Linked DNA regions of Homo sapiens: region 2 is linked to region 1. A link is a contact called in ENCODE Hi-C data. All regions are on one chromosome and are shown on one strand. Each heading gives the region's core, a stretch centred on a gene start or an enhancer-like site at or near the end of the contact. The rest is flanking DNA. Distances are from core to core; before and after follow the strand shown.

What was found. A loop is a pair of places that touch in the nucleus more often than their neighbours do. Pooled maps may share reads with other maps.
Region 2: a pooled map shows a loop between it and region 1 (2.7-fold over the local background). The contact joins the promoter of PCDHB2 here to the promoter of PCDHA8 in region 1. A Hi-C loop is called at or near these places in 1 of 50 pooled maps.

Annotation. Positions count from the first base shown.
Region 1 is chr5:140,836,682-140,842,557 of GRCh38, reverse strand. PCDHA8 (protocadherin alpha 8) reads right to left here and starts at 1,371. Exons shown (of 4, transcript NM_018911.3): 1 at 1-1,371. The coding sequence starts at 1,236. The region is part of intron 1 of PCDHA1 (protocadherin alpha 1); the gene reads right to left. The region is part of intron 1 of PCDHA2 (protocadherin alpha 2); the gene reads right to left. The region is part of intron 1 of PCDHA3 (protocadherin alpha 3); the gene reads right to left. It also overlaps PCDHA4, PCDHA5, PCDHA6, PCDHA7 and PCDHA@.
Region 2 is chr5:141,090,034-141,096,551 of GRCh38, reverse strand. PCDHB2 (protocadherin beta 2) reads right to left here and starts at 1,937. Exons shown (of 1, transcript NM_018936.4): 1 at 1-1,937. The coding sequence starts at 1,761. It also overlaps PCDHB@.

The DNA.
Region 1 (5,876 bases), core at 122-2,621:
GGCGCTGTCCAGCACCAACGAGTAGTAATTCTTGAAGGTGGACACCAGCTTGAAGGGGACATGGGGCATCAGGGAGCAGGTCACCTGCCCGTTGGCACCTGAATCGAGGTCGTTCACGCTAATTAGGGCGATGACAGTACCAAATTGAGCGTCTTCACGTACAGGCAAGGATAAGGAAGTCAGTGCTATCTCAGGGACGTTATCATTTTTATCCAAAATTCTCACTAAAACGGTGCAATGACCCGCCATGGGAGGATGGCCTTTGTCCGTGGCGTCAATGAGGATTTTGTATAAGTTTTCTTGTTCAAAATCCAAATTACCCCGAATCACTATTTCTCCCGTATTTCGATCTATGCTAAAGTGGTCAATAACCATAGTTTCAACAAGGCTATTAAAAGAATATGAAATTGCCCCATTGGCTCCTTCATCCGGATCAGAAGCATTCAGTTTGATAACTGTTGTTCCGTTGTCTGCGTTTTCGAATATTCTTACTTCGTATTCAGACTGTTCGAAAGTGGGAGCATTATCATTCACATCCAGCACTGTGACCAGCAGCTGAACAGTGCCTGTGAGCTCAGGTTTGCCCCCATCTGTGGCTGTCAGGAATAAGTGGTGCGCAGGAGCGTCCTCTCTGTCCAAGGATTTTCTTAATACGAGCTCAACCAGTTTATTCTCATCGTTCTTTGAATTCACATCTAGCATGAAGTAATCATGAGAGCTAAGCCTGTAGGTTAACACGGAGTTAGCTCCAACATCTGCATCGGACGCGCCCTCTAGCGGAAACCGAGAGTCTGGCATTCTGGATTCTGAAACAAACAGCTTTTGGTCTTTTACCCGGAACACTGGCGGGTTGTCATTAACATCCTTCACCTCCACGTCCACATGGAAAACCTGCAGCGGCCTGTCCACGATCACCTCCAGGTGGATGCTGCACTCCGCGCTCCGCCCGCACAGCTCCTCGCGGTCGATCCGAGAATTCACAAACAAAATGCCATTCTGCAGACTTACCTCCAGAAGGTCCCGGTGTCTTTTGGACGCCACCCGGAACAGGCGCGGCACCAGCTCCGCCAGCTCCAGCCCCAGGTCCTGCGCGATCCGGCCCACGAAGGTGCCGTGTTTGGCCTCCTCGGGGACGGAGTAGTGGAGCTGGCCGCTCCCCACCTTCCAGGCTGCGAGGAGCAGAAGCAAGAGTAGTAGTCGCCAGGATCCCAGCTCTCCTCGCCAGTGATAATCCATGTTAAATAGTCGTTTCCTATCAGAAAATATTATCTTAATATAAAGATGAACGACTGTACTTTCAGAGTCTTTTAATCCAATTCCGCTGCATCTCCCGTTGTTCGGCCTTTAGAGACAGATGCTGTCAGAGAAAAGACTTTGAACATTGACCAACCAGAACTTCTTGGTAGACAGCGACATCATGTGGCTTCAAAAGGTAATGATTACATGAATTACTTCCGCAATATCTGGGTTCTTCTATGCACTTTCTATTTCTTTATCATAATTTAATAGTAAATCCTTAACTTTATCAATTGCAGAGGCATTCATACTGTCTGGCTCCTTACATTAGTTTCAGCTAGGGATTTCTTCTTCATAAGGAAAGGAATTTCTTCCCAATATTTCAAATATCGTATCAATTAATAATAAATTTAAGTATGACCTGTATGTCATGGATATCAGAAATGTAAACTGTCCTCCATAGTTTCGTGTGGAAGAAATGCATTAATATTTATTTGGTCACCAGAAACACTGGTATATATTACTCTGAGGTGAGCATATAATTCTAACTTTTCTACATTTTATCTTCTTGTGTTCTTATTGTTAAATTTTTGCTTTTCTTTATTCAATAAATGTCAAATTGCCTGAACCGTTTTATTTACTAAAGTAATAAAAATGTATGTGCATATTCTTTACACTATTTCTCTATATCTCTATAGCTTGTTAAATTCAGCCTCTCACTTAAAACATTTTCCTTTATGATTTCTCTGACATGCCAAACTCTAGCAGTATTGCCATCATTGGCTTGTTAGTTCTTCATCTTTCTTCTGCTCCAAAAAGTGAGTATTTACCAGAATTATGCCTTTAAACTTTTTTCCCCAACTTTTTATTTAACGTTTCTATTTCCACGGCTTTAAACTAGCCTATTATTTGAAGTATTCTTAACTCCATATCTGCAACCCCCTATTTTCATTTTCTACCTGACATTTTTACCTGTATACCCTAACATTGCCTAGAAAATGAGTCGACCAAAGTTAAAAGAATATCTAATCAATAATCACCCAAAACCCAAATCATTAAAAAATCACAATTTTTATAGCATAGTGATTCTCCACATTTACTCATATGTATTTTTATGACTTCTTTTCCTTTGCCTACCATATTTAAAATTTGTATACATCCCATCTCTCCTTTCACGTGTGATAATTTCTGTCCTTATTAGTACAGCTTTCACTCGATTTCACTAAAATCTTCAACAAGTTTATCTTTCTATTGACTAATTGTCAAGACATTAGACTTCCATCTGGGAGATACGCTACGTGACCATGAGCCAATCTTCTCAGTGCTAAGGCTAACCACTTTCCAATAGGAGTCATATTTTACAGAAAATATGTTGTCTCCTTCTTGGCACACTCTTTGTTCAAGGTTTTTCTTCTATTACTTCATCTTTTTCTGTCAAAATTCTATTCATCTTTCAAAGTCCACCTCAAAAGTAAATTCTCCATGGATTCATCATGAATGCCTTCATAGTAGGCAATTAAGAGCTCCTCCAAATTTCTACAAAATTCTTACCAAAAACGTAGGTTAAATAGGAAAGGCAAATAAGGGTATTTTCTGTGAAATGATTTAAATTTGTCATCACATTATTTACCCAAAAAAATCTCTGTAGTTGACTCTAAATAGTAGCAAACAATTTGTAAAGAAAATAGTATTTCTCGATATCTCAGGAGTTTGAGACCAGCCTGGGCAACATGGTAAGACCCCATCTCTACAAAAAATACAAAAATTAGTTGGGCATGGTGGTGTGTGCCTATAGTCCCAGCAACTTGAGAGGCTGAGGTAGGAAGATCACTTGAGCCCAGGAGGCAGAGATTGCAGTAAGCCCAGATTGTGCCACTGCACTGCAGTCTGGGCTACAGAGTGAGACCCTGTCTCAAAAATAATAATCATCATCATCATCATAATAATTGATGAATACAGCTTAGGTGGCTAAGGAGGATCCCCTATCAACTTCAGGTATTTCCCAATATAAATAGGATATTTAAAACTTTAATAATATGCTAGGAAGGTTTTAAATATACATGCATGTAAGCATAAAAGCAAAGCAATAAAAACAGATTACAGTTACATCTTTGAAGGTCAAAGATATTTATAGATTTTTCCACAAAACTGAATATCTTTCAACAAGAGCAGCAAACTTGGTCTGCTTATGTGAATGACATATTATGGCTTAATGGTAAATAATTCTATTGATTATCAGACAGGTTTTTGACTTTGCATACCTCTATCCTTATTCACGTTGAAAAGAAAACAGTAACATATCCTAAAATAATTTACTAAAGTATATTAGAATATTAGGAACAGTGAAAATTGTCAGTTCTGGGTTTTTATTTTATTTTATTTTATTATTTCATTTTATTTTATTTTTGAGGCAAGGTATTGCTCTGTCACCTAGGCTGGAGTTCAGTGGCATGATAACTGCAGCTTGGACCTCCCTGGCTTAAGTGATCCTCCCACCTCAGTTTCTTGAGTAGCTGAAACTACAGACATGCATCACCATGCATAGCTAATTTTACAAAGTCTCTACAAAAGATGCACAAGCTGGTCTCAAACTACTAGACTGAAGCAATCCTCCTGCCTCGGCCTCCCGAAATGTTGGGGTTAAAGGTGTGTGCCACCATGCCCCGTTAACTATCATTTTTTTGACCAACCAAATTATTTGTAAAAAATTTTTAAAAGTCTAGACAATTCGGTTATTGTTTCATTAATGTCCCTAATACAGTACTGGATGAATAAATCATGATATATCCATAAAAGAAAATAAGATGCAAATACTTTTAAAAATAAGAAAGCAAATAATCAAAAACAAGGAATAAGCGCTAATGAAATAATATGCCACAAAACCCAATATATAATTTAGGCCGGATGCGGTGGCTCACTCCTGTAATCCCAGCACATTGGGAGGCTGAGGCAGTCAGATCACTTGAGTCCCAGATTTCGAGACCAGCCGGGGCAACATGGTGAAACTCTGTTTCTACTAAAAATACAAAAAAAAAAAAAAATTAGCATGGCTTGGTTGTTGGCGTCTTTAATCCCAGCTACTTGGGAGACTGAGGCATGAGAACTGCTTGTACCAGAGAGGCGGATTTTGCAGTGAGCTGAGATTGCACCACTGCACTCCAGAGAGGGCGACAGAGTAAAACTCTGTCAAACACACACACACACACACACACACACACACACACACACACACACACACACACACTATATATATATAACTTAAAGTGGAAAACCAAAAAGTGCAGAAAGGTAGGTTTCTACTGTAATCACTTCTTTTTTTAAAAAAAAGGAAAGATGAAAGGCAGGCTGGGTGTGGTTGTTCGTGTCTGTAATCCCAATACTTTGGGAGGCCAAGGTAGGAGGATCGCTTGAAGCCAGGAGTTCAAGACCAGCCTGGGAAACAAGACTCCACCCTGTCTCTACAAAAATAAAATAAAATTAGCCAGGCACAATGACATGCAAACTGTATTCCCAGCTACTCCAGAGGCTGAGATGGGAGGATCCTGTGAGCCCAGGACTTTCAGGTTGCAGTGGGCTATAATCCCACCACTGCATTTCAGCAGCCTGGGTGATGGAGTGAGAGCGTGTCTTGAAAGAAGAAAGAAAAAAGAAAAAGAATGAAAGAAAAAGGAAGAAAGAAAGAAAGAAAGGAAGGAAGGAAGGAAGGGGCAAATTATAAAATATATATATTGGCGATTTACAATTTGGTGATTGTAAATATATTTATATAATTTGGCAATAATAATCTTGGGAATATACAAAAAAAGTAAACTGCTTCAGAAATTCAGAAAGGTAAAGTAAATGGTTTGGGGTTTGAGGAGGCAAGGAGATTTTTTACTACGTACTAGATTTCACTCTTTGAAATTTTGAATGTGAATATATTTCTTATACAAACAAGGAACAAAATAAAAAATACTATTAAACTGCCATTTAAACTATTTTAAATTGTTCATATTAATTCTTCATGAACATGGCAAATACATCTCAACAAAGTAAGTTAAAAAGAAGTCAGTGCTACACAAATATGATAAAAAGAAGATAAATAGATGTAAAAGAAATGCTTAAAATTCAAGTTCTAGACTAAAGATAAAAAGGCAAAATTGAACAGATGATTTTGACACAGCTATATTTTATAAAATGAGGACAATACATAGAATAAAATATTAGGTAACATATATATTAAATTTGTTTACTATAACATTTATAGGTATTGATTATCAAAATATGGAAATGTAAATATTTGATTTTGTAAATACACTATAGAAGAAAGGTGAATCCATTGCTCCAGTTAGCAAAGTCCTCCTCCAAAAATGGAGAGTAGCCAACATAAACCATAGATTTTGATCTATAGTATTACGCATCCCAAAACAAAAGTGTATATTAAACGTACTTCCAAATAATTAGTGCAAATACAGCATAACATTAAAAAATAATAATTATACATAAAGCTATCAACTAAAAAAGAAATTATGAAAGAAAATTTAAGGAGACCAATTGAACTAATTGTTTTAAAATTGTTGGAAACAAGATTATTTATGACTCACATTGTCTGTAGAGGATGGACCCTGAGGAAGGCTGGGACTGAAGGCCATGAGGTCTGT
Region 2 (6,518 bases), core at 688-3,187, 250 kb before region 1:
CAGGTAGCCCGGCTCGGCCGCCCGGGGCACCAGCTCGGTGCAGGGCGCGGAGCCGTTCTGCAGCGGGTACAGCACGAAGGGCGAGTTGTCGTTGGCGTCCAGCACCAGCACGCGCACCAGCGCCTCGCTGCTCAACGCCGGGGAGCCGCGGTCTGCGGCGCCCACGCGGAACTCGAACGCCTGCAGGGCCTCGTAGTCCAGCGACTGGAGAGCGAACAGGTGGCCGTTGTCCGCGTTGATGGAGACCAGGGAGGCGAGGGGCAGGTGCGGGTCCTGGGGCGGCAGCAGCGAGTAGGTGACCTGGGCGTTGGTGCCCGAGTCTCTGTCTGTGGCGCTGACGCTGCCGATGTGCAGGGCGGGGCTGTTGTTCTCGCGGACGAACAGGGTGTAGGAGGTTTGGGTGAAGGCGGGGGCGTTGTCATTGACGTCGGAGACCAGCACGGTTATGTTGTGCTCGGTTTTCAGCCTGGGTGTCCCGAAGTCGGTGACGGTGATGGTGATGTTGTATTCGGATCTGGTCTCCCGGTCCAGGGCCGTGCTTATCACCAGAGTGTAAAAGTTCTCAACAGAAGGTTTCAAGAAAAAAGGAAGATCATCTTGGATGGAGCACACCATCCTTCCGTTGTCTCCGGAGTCAGGATCTGAAACGCTGAATACAGCAATGAGGGTGTCCTGCAAGTTTTCTGGGATCTGATTGATAAGTGTCGACATAGTTAGTTCCGGAGGATTGTCATTCAAATCCATCACTTGGACAAATACCACACAAGTTCCAGATAGGCCCCCACCATCTGTCGCCTGAATATTTACTGTGTATGTCTGGATGGATTCGAAATCCAGTTTCTGTCTTAAAAGCAGTTCTCCCGATTTTGCACTTAATCGAAACGTTTTGCGAATGTCTTCAGATGCTTGGGAAAATGCATAAGATATTTCTCCATTAGTTCCAATGTCTAAATCCCTGGCAGAGACGATGGCAACCTGGGATCCAACGGGGCTGTCCTCCGGGATCTGCACCTCATAGAGCAGCTTTGCAAACTCTGGGACGTTGTCATTGATGTCCACAACTTCAATCCGTACCAGGGCCGTGCCGGACCTGGGTGGACTCCCGCCATCTAGCGCTGTGAGGGTTAACCTGATCTCAGGCTGCTCCTCGCGATCCAGGGCTCTGTTCAGCACCAGCTGTGGTAATATTATGCCATCGAGACTGTCTTGTAAATTAAGATGAAAGTGGAAATTGGGACTGATTGTGTAATTTTGGAGACTGTTGGTTCCTACATCCAAGTCCTGGGCACGTTCTATTAAGAAAGTAGTTCCAGGAGTGATACTTTCTGGAATTTTCAAAAGTATTTCTTTGTCTAGGAAAACTGGGGAATGATCATTTACGTCCCTAATCCGTAGCTCCGCCTGAAAAAACTGCAAGGGATTTTCTAGTAACACCTGGAAAGGTAGGACACAGGGCTCTGTGGGGCCGCACAGCTCCTCCCGGTCCAATTTCTCATTTAACAACAAATCCCCGGTCTGCCTATCGAACTGCAAATGCATTTTTTTTCCTTTGGAAACGACCCTGGCCCCCCTCACAGCAAGTTCTCCTATCTCCAGCCCCAGGTCTTTTAACAAATTGGCCACAAAGGAGCCACTCTCCGTTTCCTCGGCCACTGAATAGTGCCTAGGCTGGCAACTAGCCTGAGCTATGCCCAGCAAAACAAAGAATATCAGGACTTGCCTTTGTTTCGGAACGCGCTCCTTCCCCTCTCCGGCCTCCATTGCTTTCTGGTCTCTCACCAAACGTGCTCCAGCTCTGGCTCACGTTGTCGCTAACTCTATCTCCCCGTATCTCGCTGATACTGGGATGAGTGGACAATCCTAGGGCCCGGATTTCCCGGAGCGACCGCCTTAGAAAGCCTCCTCTTCCTGCTTGCTGCTTCTTTAGCTGAGTATCTGGGTAAGGGAGCGTCGGCTGGGTGCTTTGTTTCTGCTACTTCTAAGGCTGCAGCGCCACCCCGCGTCTCTTCCGAGTATTTATTTTCTCCTAAACTTTAAGAAAATCCCAGTGCTTTCTTTCAGGCTGATGGCAATCGAAATTGAGTATTTTCAAGTAGTGTCTCTCAGTGTACCGAAGTCTTATTGGCGTTTCGAAAGGCTCTTCATTGCACCCATAGAGACAGGGCAAGAATAAATAAATCTTCACTTCCCTCACAAATCCAAGCTTTTTTTTTTTTTCAAACTGGAAAAAATAAATTTCAGAACCTGGAAGGGAGTGATCTCAGTCCTAGCATGCTTCGGAAAGAAGGCTTAGACTAAGAAAGTTCTATTTTTATTCAGAGTTTGGGCATGTGTGCAACTCAGTGGTGGTTAGATTACCATCATCACACTCAAACCCAGCTGAAAAACAGAGACCCAGGAAAAGCACAGAATCCAAATAAGAGTATTTTAATGGGCACTGAAATAGTCTCCTTACTCATATTTCTTTCTTTGCACTGCTCCCACTTCACATTTTCCTGAACTTTGATGTGTCTGAGCCTCATGAAACTCTCCAAGAGCAGCCAGATATTTCCTTATTGTAAATGTATCAATATTATTTTCCTTTCTAATGCCTAGGAGAACTTTCAACATAACCTCAATTCAATTACCACATCTAGCAAAGAGCAATTTCATAATATTAAATAGCCAGTAAATATTCCAGTTTCCCCAATTATCTTTAAAAATGTCTTTTCAGTGATGGTTTCTTCAATCTGCTTCCAAACAGGGTATATATGTCATTGTTTGTTGTTAGGTTTTTTAATTTTGTCTTTTTGTTTCTTTTTTAATGTTAATATAAAGAAGTTATCAAGCCACAGAATGACATGAAGGAAACTTAAATGCATATTTCTCAGTGAAAGAATCCAGTCTGAAAAGGCAATGATACTGTATAATTCAAATTACATGATACTCTGAAAAAGGCCAAATTATAGAGACATTTAAAAGACAAGTGATAGCTAGGAAGAAGAGGGAGGGGGATGAAGAGGTTAAACATGGGGTACTTTACGATACTACAATGGTAGATACATGACATTATGCCGTTGTCAAAATCCACAGAACTATACAACACAAAGAGTGAACACTAAACTATGAAATTTAGTTAATAATTTACCAGTATTGGCTCATCAATTGTAACAAATGTACCACAGTAATGCAAGATTTTGATAACAGGGAAACTTTGAGTGGGAGAAAATCGGTATGTGAGGGGAACTGTTTGTACTATTTGCTCAATTTTCTGTAAACTCTAAGGCTGCTTTAAAAAATAATTTTACTTTGGGAGGCCGAGGCAGGCAGATCACGAGGTCAAGAGATCAAGACCATCCTGGCCAACCTGGTGAAACCCCATCTCTACTAAAAATACAAAAAAAATGAGCCAGGCATGGTGATGGGTGCCTGTAATCCCAGCTACTTGGGAGGGTGAGGCAGGAGAATCACTTGAACCCGGGAGGCGGAGATTGCAGTGAGCTGAGATCATGCCATTGCACTCCAAGCCTGGTGACAAAGCGAGACTCCATCTCAAAATAATAATAATAATAATAAATATTAGGATGTGTCTCTAAAAGATCCATTGGGTTAAAAAATTGGGGGATGAAGAAAAAAATTAAATATATAGAACAGTTAAAAGAACTATACATAAACTACAACTCTAACCTCCATCCAAACTTAACAATTGTTTATATTTTACCATATTTGTTCTATCTTATTCTGTACACACACCCGCTTTTCTGATGACTTATATGAAAGTAACTTGCAGACATCATATTTCACCTCTAAATATTTCAGCAGGTATCACATAATTATAATATTATCTCATATAATCATAATGGTTCTATCATACCTAAGAAAATTTAAAAAAATTCTACAGTTATCTAAAATCCAGCCCCAATCAAATTTCACTGTCTTTCCATTATCTTTTCCTCAATTTTGATAAGAATTCACACTCACTCAAGTTCCTTTGACAAATGCACTTACTTTTTTAACTATTTGTTATAAGGAATGTCTTAGAAACTTTTTCAACCAACTTTGATAATTGTATTTGGCTATTAGATCTATTTACTCTAGAATACTCCCCCATCTTTAATGACATTAGATTTCTGAAGTGTCCAGACTAGTTGTTTTGTAGGATGTCCTACATTCCAAATTTGATTGTTTCCTCATGGTATCATTTAACCTGTTCTTCTATCCCCTGTATTTTCAGAAAACTGGACTGGATGATTTATTAAATGTAACAATAGCATAATATTTTAAAAAGCTCTCATTTATCATCTTGTAACTGGCTAAAAAAAGGATAATCACAGGTTCCTTTTCTTAACATTTAGAAAACAAATGCCTATCTCTACCTGTTGATATTATTTTTTGCTTTCCATGATTATTACTTTTATATGGATGTTATAATAATTCAAAATATGTTAATTCATTGACATTGAGCATTAAACAAATTCATTGAGGTGAATAACACCCAAGGTCCAAGTCTTTAAAAACAGCTTTTTATATAATCTGCAAAACCTGATTAGGGTCCGAAATAGATGTAGTGAAGATCAGTTATATCATACAGGCAAATTATAACTGGTAGGTTACTCGAAATTTTATATTTAACCAGGTATATGGCTATTTCCTTTGGACAGGTTTTCTGAACTAAAGCAGTTATGGTTAATTTGGGATAACATAAAGGAGAGGAAAATAGGTAATATGAAGAAAATAACATAATCTCTTCTCACAAGCTGGAGAATAGAAAACTTAATATCTAAGATATTTCAGAGGATACAATAACCAAGAACACATTAGGTTTTATTGTGAAAAAAATTTTAAAACCTCTCATGTTGTCATGTGTCCTCACAATTCAGAAGGTTTTACCCATCTTTCATTTCAATGCTATTAACACACCTAGAAATAGAAGTAAGTTTCTCTTTTTCAAAGATTATATAACCAACACCAATATTTTATATTCGTATATAGGTTTCCAGCTTTAAATGCATTATATCCGCTATGCTATTTTAAATCATTTATTTTCTTAAACCTTGATGAGAATACACCTTCCTTCTTTACAAATGCTCTTATTTTCTTAATCTCCTTTAATAAGGAATCATATATATTAGATTATAATTTATAGCATATTTATAAGTCTGAATGAAATATGTTTACATATAGTAATTATTTATATTATAATGAGGGGAATCTATTGCATAATTTAAAAATTATGTTATTACAGTAGGTTTAATTTCTTAGGTTTCGCTTTACTTTTCATATGCTGCACAAGCAGAGACATTATCCTAGGAGTCACTTTCATAATTTTGAAGATTCATTTAATAAAATCTAACATATTAAAATGTTACACAAATAATTTCATATACAGGAATAGAAAAATATTTTCAAAAACATACCAAAAATGAAAGCAAGTCATTACAGTCTTATTACAAAAGTACAGCCATTCAAAAACTAAATAAGAACACATTGTTTGAGTATCTGTCATAATTAAGCTTGCCTCTCTCTTTTTTGGACTAAAGGGTGATTTGATCTTTTGACTGCCATGAGATGAAAATTACAAGAATTAGGAGAAAGGGTAGTCAAAGGGATTTACATGACCATTTTCCTATCAAAGATAATGCCAAATGATATGGAGATATTATCCCCACTAGTATCCCTCTTTCAATAGAGAGGGATCTTCAGCCTTTCAATGCCTTCTGCCCACAAGCTGGCTTTACTTACTCAGCCATAAGATGGCAGAAGAAGGAGGGGTTTTCAGTGATCTAACACTAAGATTCTGCAGAAAATATAAGAGAAATATTCTAGGACAAGAAGGGAGTGTTCTGGCATAGTTTATTACCCTAATCTAGTGTGAAAATTGGGGGCATATTCAACTAATTTACTTTTACCTTATTGAGGATACAAATAAGTTTCCCCATAATCTATCAAGACATACATTTCATGAAGCTCAAGCAAACAAGATTTCAAAATAAAGGTCGGCTACACGTGGTGGCTCACACCTGTAATCCCAGCACTTTGGGAGTCCAAGATGGGTGGATTGCTTGAGTCCAGGAGTTTTGAAGACCAGCCTGCAATGTGGCAAAGCCCCATGTCTACCAAAAAAAAAAAAAAAAAATCAGCCAGGTGTGGTGGCTCACGCCCATAGTCCCAGCTACATAGGGGGCTGGGGTGTTAGCGTCACTTGTGCCCTGGAGGCAGAGGTTGCAGTAAGCCGAGATCACACCACTGCACTCCAGCTTGGGAGACAGAGCGACACCCTGTCTCAAACAACAACAACAACAACAAACAAACAAGCAAATGAAACAAGAAATAAATATAACTCAAAAAGGGGAAATGGTGTTGTTTATTCTCTTCCCACAGTACAAATAAGCAAGAAAAGGTTTTTAAAATGATACCTGCACAAGAATCTTGCCCAATTTTGTTTAAGGAGAACCATCAGAGTCTATTAGGACAATCTGTCCCCTTGAAAATAAAAATCTTGACCAGGACTGCAGATAAAGCTAGATAGACAGATATAG